2 separate regions of the Homo sapiens genome follow, and region 2 is linked to region 1. A link is an interaction called in ENCODE POLR2A ChIA-PET data of the cell type or tissue named here. Cell type or tissue: PC-9. All regions are shown on one strand.

Region 1 (5,000 bases):
TTCTGGAAGTTGGGAAGCTATCAGAACAAGAGCATCTCACTTTTGACACATACAATAGACACCCCAAACAGGAAACTGATGACCTTATTAAAATCATAGATAAAATTTGGAAAGGGGCCAGGCACAGTGGCTCCTGCCTGTAATCCCAGCACTCTGGGAGGCCAAGGCAGGAGGATTGCTGGAGCCCAGGAGTTCAGGACCAGCCTGGGAAACATAGTGAGACCCTGTCTCTACAAAAAGTAAAAATTAGGCATGGTGGCATGTGGCTGTGGTCCCAGCTACATGGGAGGTTAAGGCAGGAGGATCACTTGAGCCCAGGAGTTGGTTGCAGTGAGCCAAGATCATGCCACTGCATTCCAGCCTGGGTGACAGAGTAAGTGAGACCCTGTATTAAAAAAAAAAAAAAAGGCTGGGTGCAGTGGCTCACTCCTGTAATCCCAGCACTTTGGGAGGCCAAAGTGGGCGGCTCACAAGGTCAGGAGATTGAGGCCATCCTGGCTAACATGGTGAAACTCCGTCTCTACTAAAAATATTTAAAAAAAATTACCCAGGCTTGGTGGCGGGCGCCTGTAGTCCCAGCTACTCGGGAGGCTCAGGCGGGAGAATGGTGTGAACCCAGGAGGCAGAGCTTGCAGTGAGCCGAGATTGTGCCACTGCACTCTAGCCTGAGCAACAGAGCGAGACTCCATCTCAAAAGAAAAAAAAAACAAAGAAATCGGGAAGAAAGGGTGCTTTTGTTATCTCCTTTTGCCTCTGGGTATGTTCTTGGCTGTGTCATTGGTATTAATGTTCAAGAAGAAAGCAGCAATCCGTGATGAAAACACTGATCAGGGCCACGAAGACAATGACAGGTGGTTAACGGGGCTTCCCCATGTGCTACTCTAGGCTGGACTTGTTTGGTTTATTACAGTGCGGAGTATAGATAATGCTTATTATATATACTGAGTTCTACACTGGTTATTGAAACTCGAATCTTTCTAAGTAATGGTTTAGTCATATTTAATTGAAACATCAGATGTATCACACATGCCTGCTGGAAATGATTCATGTTGTAAATGATCTTAAAATATTCTGAAACTGGCCGGGCGTGGTGGCTTATACCTGTAATCCCAGCACTTTGGGAGGCCGAGGCAGGTGGATCATCTGAGGTCAGGAGTTCGAGACCAGCCTGGCCAACATGGTGAAACCCTGTCTATACTAAAAATACAAAAATTAGCCAGATGTAGTGGCTAACGCCTGTAATCCCAGCCACTCAGGCTGAGCAGGAGAATCTCTTGAAGCCGGCGGTGGAGGTTGCAGTGAGCTGAGATCGCGCCATTGCACTGCAGCCTGGGTGACAGAGCAAGACTCTGTCTCAAAATGAAAAAAAAAAAGAAAAAAAAATTCCAAACTGGCTTTAAAGATAACATTTAAACATTACCAACTAGGTTCTTATTGCTTTCTTCTGTAGAGAGATTTTCTTTATGACTAAAATGTCCAATCTGATTTTTTAAAATTTATTGAATGACTGTATATACTTCATTGTACTATCCACTTTTATGTAAATAATAATTTGGGTTGGACTTGTTTTAAAAAGTTGTCTCAATATTTATTGGATTTATGAGAAAATGATTAAAAGTTAAGTTCAATTGGAAAGTACTTTATCCCATTAATAAGATTTCTAAGATAAAATATACATAGTATTATGTCATTGTAAAAATTTTCTAATTCTGCTTTTTATTTTTTTCCAAATATTGATCCAAGAGTATTGCTGTTCAAAATAGTTATAGATATTTTCAGTAATGTGAATCACAAGTTAATGCTACATCTTAAATATTTAAGCACATATTGTTTTACCTTAGAGTGTAGTATGTAGTGCCTTCATAATCACACCTTAAACCTCTCCCTATGTAGGTGTATTTTATGCATACATATGGGATCATGAATACTTAATGTTGACTCTTTAAGGTATGTTTTCACATTAATAGGGAAAACCCTATTGAAGAATGTTGCATATATTGTTATTTTTAGATTGTTCTGGTATTGTTTGACTCTAAAATGTTTCCTTATTGAAGAAAATAATCCTGAAGAAGCAGACACTTCCTTGATTGTTCAGTATCACAACAAATTGAAGATTTATCTCTTTACTGATCACCTTTATCTCTTTTCAGTGTAAAATTCTCTGCTGGTCAGTGTTCATTTCCTTTAGGAAATGAATTAGATTCTTGGAAGCCACTTTGTAGCAGCAGGAAATGTATTACTTGCACCAGGAAAGTAAGGCTCACTGGAACATCACGGATGTGATAGAGTGAAGAGGAGACTGTGTTAGTGCATGTTCTCCTGCTGGAAGGTTTTCTGCAGAAGCGCTTATATTAACTGGTGTAGATGAGTGTAATAAAACCCTCTCTCACCGGGCGCGGTGGCTCACGCCTGTAATCCCAGCACTTTGGGAGGCCGAGGCGGGTGGATCACGAGGTCAGGAGATCGAGACCATCCTGGCTAACACAGTGAAACCCTGTCTCTACTAAAAAAATACAAAAAAATTAGCTGGGCATGGTGGTGGGCGCCTGTAGTCCCAGCTACTCGGTAGACTGAGTCAGGAGAATGGTGTGAACCCGGGAGGCAGAGCTTGCAGTGAGCCGAGATCATGCCACTGCACTCCAGCCTGGGCAACAGAGCGAGACTCCGTCTCAAAAGAAAAAAAAAAGAAGAAAAAGAAAACCCTCTCTCTTAAAAATCCCGCAGCTCTTACTATTTCATACTTAGGTACGCCCAGTAATTTCAGTTTTTTATGGTCTGATATAAGATTCCTCTAGTGTTTTAGTATTCTTTAAGATGAGTGATACTGTAGAATACTCTCACATTTTTCTTTTTGAGTATATAAAAGTAATCATAAGTTTCAATTTTTTTTTTTTTTTTTTTTTTTTTGAGACTGAGTCTCACTCTGGCACCCAGGCTGGAGTGCAGTGGCACGATCTCAGCTCACTGCAACCTCCATCTCCTGGTTTCAAGCGATTCTTCTGCCTCAGCCTCCCAAGTAGCTGGGACTACAGGCGCACACCACGCCCAGTTACTTTGTGTATTTTTAGTAGAGACAGGGTTTCACCATGTTGGCCAGGCTGGTCTCGAACTCCTGACCTCAGGTGATCCACCTACCTCAGCCTCTCAAAGTGCTGGAATTACAGATGTGAGCCACCGCGCCCAGCCTTCAATTTTCAAAGTTACATTTTTCTTTCTTTTGTTAGGAACAGCGTTTACATTTTCTAAAGCAACAGGAGCGCCGTCAGCAGCAGTCTATTTCTGAAAATGAAAAGCTTCAGAAATTGAAAGAACGAGTTGAAGCCCAGGAGAACAAGCTGAAGAAAATTCGTGCAATGAGAGGACAAGTCGACTACAGCAAAATCATGAACGGCAATCTGTGTACGTGCCTGCAACACCCCCTCGACACCACTCTCACCAGGCCCAGATCCAGTGAAACATAGTCTAACTGCCTGACAATTCAGTCACAAATTCACAGGACTAAATAGCAAGCGTGCTCAAGTTTTGCTCTGTTATTTGCATCTAAAAGGATGGGTGGGTTAGGTTAAGTGATCTTAAAATTGTGTAGTCCCAGCTACTTGAGAGGCTGAGGTGGGAGGATTGCTTGAGCCTGGGAGGTCAAGGCTGCAGTAAGCCACGATCCGGCCAGTGCTCCCCAGCCTGAATGACAATGAGACCCTGTCTCAAAAAAAAATAAAAAGATCTCTTGCGGCCCTCAGACGCAGTAGAAAAATCCTCTTGTTACGTTGGTACCAGCGGCCCTTTGGATTAGGGTGGGGCGCTCCAAGACTTACTCATTCAGAGGGTCTGTTTTTCTTGAATAACTTAACTTGTATCCGTGCATTAAGATAAGTTATGCTGATGCTCACTTTTTTTCTGTATGAACTCTTATTTTATTCATTGGTTCAGTCTGTGCCTACTTTAAGTCACAGTGATGCACGAGAGAGGCTTGGATGGCCCTGCCTTCACAAAACCTTTGGTCTCAGAGATTTCTAAGTCACTTGAACAAACTAGCTTATGGACTGATTACCCTAAAGAATAGTCGGGAATTAATGCAAATATAATTGTTTGCTTTATGAGTAATCAGATACATGTGTCCCAAAGGCTTTTTGAAATGTGTTGTGGATTCTGCATATCACAGCTTTCTCCACGGTCTGGCACTAAATGATACTAGAATTAAGTTCAGTGTATAGAAATGAAAAAAAAAAAGGATCAACTAAATCTTTTATTCTTTTCTTGTGTGGTCAATTATAGCTGCTGAAATAGAAAGGTTCAGTGCCATGTTCCAGGAAAAGAAGCAGGAAGTACAGACTGCAATTTTAAGGGTTGATCAGCTTAGTCAGCAATTGGAAGATTTAAAGAAAGGAAAACTGAATGGGTTCCAGTCTTACAATGGCAAATTGACGGGACCAGCGGCGGTGGAGTTAAAAAGACTGTACCAAGAACTACAGGTAACTCCTGGGTCTGGCAATGGTTGTATTAAAACATTCTCATCTTTCTATCTTTCATTAGCATGGGTTGGAAACCTTAGGAAGTGGAAACAAATTAGTAGATTCTAATTTAATAATAGGCACAAGATATATTCAGTACAAAATAATTTTTTAAATGACTTGGGATAGGCCGGGTGCGGTAGCTCACGCCTATAATCCCAGCACTTTGGGAAGCCGAGGCGGGCAGATCACAAGATCAGGAGTTTGAGACCAGCCTGGCCAATATGGTGAAACCCCGTCTCTACTAAAAATAGAAAAATTAGCTGGGCGTGGTGGCGCATGCCCGTAGTCTCAGCCACTTGGGAGGCTGAGGCAGAAGAATCACTTGAACCCGGGAGGCAGAAGCTGCAGTAAGCCAAGATTGCGCCACTGCACTCCAGCCTGGGTGACAGAGTGAGACTCTGTCTCAAAAAAAAAAAAAAAAAAGGATCTAATTCACACAGCGTACAATTCATCCATTTCAAGGATACAATTCAGTGGCTTCAGTACCTT
Region 2 (5,000 bases), 230 kb after region 1:
CCACATTCCTTTCAGGGGCCAGCCCCTCTCCCCACCTGTCCAGCCCCTCCCCTGGGTGCCCCCAGCCTGCTGCCTCGCCCCTCTGCAAAGCCTGGCCATGCCCCCTTCCCACTAAGGGGCAAGTCAGACTTGTTAGCCTCCGGGGTGGAGCTCGCTTCCCCTCCAACCTCACTCCCAGCCCCTCTGCCTCCCCCACTGAGCCTGACTCGGCAGCATGCTCCAACTGCAGGGCCTCGGCACGGCTCCTCCTTGGTGCAGAGCTGTCCCTTGGCTCTTCGTAGGTCCCTCCTCATCATTTTCAACTCAAATGTCCCCTCCTCAGAGAGGTCTTCCCTGCCTGGCCTAGCTGGAGAGTCCCCACTCTGGGTACCCCTCAGACACGCAGCCCTGTCTCACAGGCTTCACAGCAACCAGCGGCACTGAGATGCTCACCTAGGCTGTGTCCCCCTCCTCGAGGGCAGGAACCTGGTCTCTCTAGTTCACGGTTCCTAGGAGGGGACCTGGCATATCTGAGGAGGCCAGGAGAAGGTGCTGCTTGATTGAGCTCTCTCGCGAGAGTGGGGCAGGGGCGGAGAGGCCAGCACCCACCACAGGATGCACAGGAGCAGCAGCTGATGGAGTTGGCTAAGTCCTGCTCTCCACCCCTCCCACCCAGACACCCCAGGGAGGGACATGGTGACCTGCAGCCCTCAGAAAGCCAGCATGGCAGTGCTAGGCACTCTTCGTGAACCTGGACCCTAGCTCTCCTGCCCGGGAGGAACACGCCACCAACAACCTAGATGCATCAGCGCCTGGGGCCAATCTTGGCTTCAATCGCCACACTGGGCGGCCCCAGCACCTGTATATGTGCAGGGGTTCCCACAGCCCAGGCCCTGGACTCAACAATGGTGCTCACATTCATTGGTAGCAGGTGAGGATCTGATCATGGATGAGGATGGGGAAGGCTCCCCACCTACAGTGAGCTCCTCGGGGTAGCCCTGGCCTCTTTCCAGAAGGGGCAACTCTCTCTGCTTCACCATCAGCACGGAGGACTAGAGGTTGACGGTCAGTACCTAGGACAGCGCCAAGCATCAAGCTGGCCACGCCCCACCAAGGCAAGCAGGACCCTCACTAGAGCACCAGTCCTCCCCAGCTCCTCCTGGTCCATTTCCCACCACCTCTCACTCCAGTTACAGCACCAGCCTCCTAACGGGCTTCTCTGCCTCCACCTTCACTCCCTGCTGTCAGCATCCCGGAAAGATGTGAAAATAGAAACTGAGGAGCCACATGTGTCTGTAGGAAGGGCAGGCTGGAGGCTCTGACCTCCACCTTTGTGTCAATTTCTGCGTTAAACTGAGGCAGCCTGAGGAACTCACCAGACTCACAGACCACAGAGCCGGGCCGAAGCTCCAACATCATGGTGATGAGGGCGATGTCTGTGGAGTAGAGGATCTGCGTGCGGTGCGGCAGGTTCAGCGTCCAGAGCTCGGGCGTGGGGTGCAGCACATACACCCAGCCACCTCGGCCGCACGTCACCTTGGAGCCGAAGGGGCGGCCGATAAGGTCAACTGAGTGCCGCAGGACACCATGCCGGGTCTGGGTCTGTGCCCCACGCTGCACACGCACCGCCACCATTGCACCATGGCCCAGTGACAGGATGGCCGTGTCACCCTCCTTGATCAGCTCCTCGTATGCCACGAAGCTCATGGTGCTAATGTCTGGCAAGGGCCAAGGACCTGGGGAGGGGTGTGTGTAGGCATGAGCAAGTCAGGAGGCAGGATGAGGGCCTAGGGTCTAGGTAGAAGGCTTCGAGGCCTACATCCCAGCAGTGGGCATGGGCGGGGTGTGGCTAGCTCAGCCTCAGTCTCTGCCACTGCCTGACAGGGAGCCCAATAGCGCTGCACTCTGGCCTGGCCTCTGAAGCCTTTCTTGGTCTAGGACAAGAGACAGGGACTATGAGCCTAAATCAGAGATGAAAAGACTGAGGCTTGGCAATGGCGGAGTTCGGTCCCAAGGATTCCCGGAGTGAGGACCCGACCCTCCCATCACCCTTCTCCAGGAGCTTGACTCCCATTCCCAAGATGTGAGATGAGGAAGCGCCTTTGCGAGGTGTCCACCGGCGGGGGAGAGGCAAATGGTCAATGAGGTCACCTCCAAGCCAGGCTTGATTCCTCACCCCAGTCTCCCCCACGGGGGCTAGGTGGCAGGGTATGACAGAGGATTCAGGGCTCCCCAGTAAGGGGCTGGGGACGCGGAGCTGGCCGTCCACGCAAACACCGCCCAGCCGATGCAGAGGCAACAAGGGGCCAGGCCGGGCCGGCGGGGGCCGCCCATGCGAGGCTGGAGGGACAGGCCCTGCGCGCCGTGCCCGGCCCGGGTCACCCTCACCCGCGCCCTGCCACCCTGTACCCCGCGGAGTCTCACCTGCGACGCTCCTGCTGCCGGGGCTCCACACGTGCCTCCGCGACGCGCGGCGGCGGCGGCCACAACACTTCCGGCTCCGCGCCCGCTGATGACGTCGCGCCCCGCCTCCGCCTCCCCCTCCCCCCCTCCGCGCACGGGATCCTGGGAGCGCCAGGCTGCCCTTCCCGCCCCTCCCAGAGGACGTTTCCTGGGCGACTTCTTCCCTCATGTGAGCTGCTCTGTTTACATTTGCTGGTCGCTGGAAGATCGAAAGACTGGACAAAATCCATATGGCGGCCGGCCGGCGCGGTGGCTCTCGCCTGTGATCCCGCGCTTTGGGAGGCCGAGGCGGGAGGTTCTTCTGAGCTGAAGAGTTCGAGACCAGCCCGGGAAACGTAGTGAGACCCCCACCATCTCTACAAATAATAACAAACAAACAAAAGGTCCCCCCGCCCCGCCGGCCGCGGGTTGCCGTCGCACCCAGGCACATTTGAAGGGCGGCAGGAGCCAAGGCCTGGCTGTCACTGCTGTCCCGGACCCCTTTGACGGCCCCTGGGGGTTCACCAGAGGGCTGGCCCGTGGCTCACTGCCCAGTCCTCTATGAGGACACTTCGCCATAGACATTTTGTTATTGCAGACTGCTCTGGGAACACCCCTGACTGGGCCCTAAAATGAATTCCAGAAAAGGAATCGCAGGTCAAGGGGCGGTTCTAAAAGGCTTGGGCTAGGGTCAGCCAGAGCTCTGTGCAGCAGATGGGGGCCTGGAAAAGTCTGCAGAAGTGGCCTTCCGCCCAGGCCCTGCCTCCCCCGACGGGGGCACGTTGTCCTGAGTGCAGAGCTGCTTCTAGGAGGGAGTAGGGGTCCTGTGTCCCCTCCTGCGAACCAAGGCATAATGAGAACTGGATGACTTGGGCCCACTTTTGGGTCTGGTGAGCAGCCTGGGCAGGAGACTGGAGGAGGTGCTGCTGGAGGATGGGCAGAACAGGGAAGCGGGAGTGGCGTTCTGTCTCAGCAACACCATTCCCAGCTGGCTCCTCTGTGGAGTGTGTGTGCAGGGGAGCGGGGGCAGGGGACACGGATTTTCTTCCTCCAGCTCTTAGCTCTCAGGACCAGAGCTTGGAGAGGAACAGAGACCCCCCTACCCAGCCTAGGGTTTAGCCTGCGCCCGAACCCAAGCCAGTTAGCAATGACCCTAGGGCACCCTCCCCAGTCACTCAGCCACTCCAGCCTGGTAAGATGAGGTGGCCAGGCTCCTGCAGAGCGAGCTCCCCTCTGGAGCCCTGGCAGCCTGTAGAGCACTCTCAACTCTCTCGCCTCTGGGGCAGGCCAGGCCAGGCTGTTTGTGGCCCTTGCATTGGCTTCTCAGGGTCCATCATGGAAACCTAGGGGTCCAACCTCAGCCCCTCTGTGTCCCTGCCCTAGCTGCGGCTGAGAGCCCCCAGGAGTAAGCTGGTGAGAGGCCTTCCATGGCCTCCCACTCTCTGTGGGCTCCTGTCCCTGTGGGGCCACCACGCTGGCCACCAGCTGCCTCTACTTCTGCCTTACAGCCTCCCTGCCTTCTGCTCTCAACGTTGAAACAGCCCCCTCCACAGCTCCCGAACCTGTGTTCCAGCGGATGCTTCTCTCCCTTGATGATGCACCCGCCTGAGTCACCCCCTAATTTCTCCCCTGGGGGATTCTGACTTTCCACTTCTCTTGGGTTTCTCTTCCCCAGCCTCTCAGCTGTGGTTGGTGTGGAGTCAGGGCCGGGTGCCTATAAGGGCCTAAGGTAGGACTTGGTGACTCGGCGGTGGTTTCCCTTGGTTCCGACTTCCCTCTTGCCTCTCTGTCTATTACTGGCTGGTCAACTCCTCCAGTGCCCCTTCCTCCAGGCAGCCTCCTCAGCCCTGCCCACCTGCTCCATCTGAGCCTGCCCCAGTCCCCAGCCTGAGTCCTCAAGCAGAACCAATCCCCCCTACCTCAGCTGATGATTCCCTGTGCAGAGTTTGTATTGGGGCTCCCCTAACAAGAGCTGATGCTGTATATGCCCAGCTGTGCCATCTCATTGACTTCTCCCCAGGATCCTAGGAGGGAGGGAACACTTTACAGATGGGGAAACTGAAACTCAGAGATGTTAAATAACTTGCCTGAAGTCACAGCCAGTGAGGTCAAAGTGGGATTAGGATTTAAAGCCAATAAACCCCCAAAGCTCAGCACTGAGGAGGCTGAAGAGGGAGGACTGCTTGAGGCCAGGAGTTGGAGTTCTGCCTGGACAACATAGCAAGACCCTATCTCTTAATTAAGAATTAAAGCCAGTAAACCGGCTTCAGAGAACCAATGGCTGATTTGAAGAAAGGTGGGAACAGGCAGGAAGGATGCCCACTGGGGAGGCTGCTGTGCCCAAATCCCTGGCAGGGACCACGTGACTGCAGTCCCTCCCCTCTAAGCAGCACAGCCTCCTACCCCACTGTGCTCTGTGATCCCCAGTCAGCCCCTGTCCCTCTCCTGACCTCAGCCCGCTTCCTCTTCGGGCTCTGCAGAACTCAGGGGCAGGGCACTGGGAGGAAGCAATGCTGCCTCTGGCTGCACTCTGCAGAGGAGCAGACTACAAGGATAGAGTCCAGTGCCCTGCCTGGAGT

The links. Peaks named below come from ENCODE experiments on the same cell type or tissue, not always from the same donor. Only the 100,000 strongest peaks of a DNase experiment are listed, where the experiment ranks them.
Region 2: POLR2A ChIA-PET joins it to region 1 with 10 read pairs; 3 of 35 experiments call an interaction of 5 or more read pairs at or near these places.

The regions. Positions count from the first base shown.
Region 1 is chr14:103,752,469-103,757,468 of GRCh38, reverse strand. PPP1R13B (protein phosphatase 1 regulatory subunit 13B) reads left to right here. Exons shown (of 17, transcript NM_015316.3): 6 at 3,225-3,399; 7 at 4,273-4,469. Among named protein-coding and RNA genes, the nearest start is that of ZFYVE21, 39 kb to the right of the region's middle. In PC-9, no CTCF peak of the experiment used is centred here; no DNase peak of the experiment used is centred here.
Region 2 is chr14:103,526,665-103,531,664 of GRCh38, reverse strand. TRMT61A (tRNA methyltransferase 61A) reads right to left here and starts at 2,469. Exons shown (of 4, transcript NM_152307.3): 1 at 2,404-2,469; 2 at 1,356-1,715. The coding sequence starts at 1,686. RefSeq lists silencers at 2,313-2,482, 2,493-2,542. In PC-9, no CTCF peak of the experiment used is centred here; DNase peaks (open chromatin) are centred at 2,604 and 3,327; H3K4me3 peaks cover 3,011 bases; H3K27ac peaks cover 1,094 bases.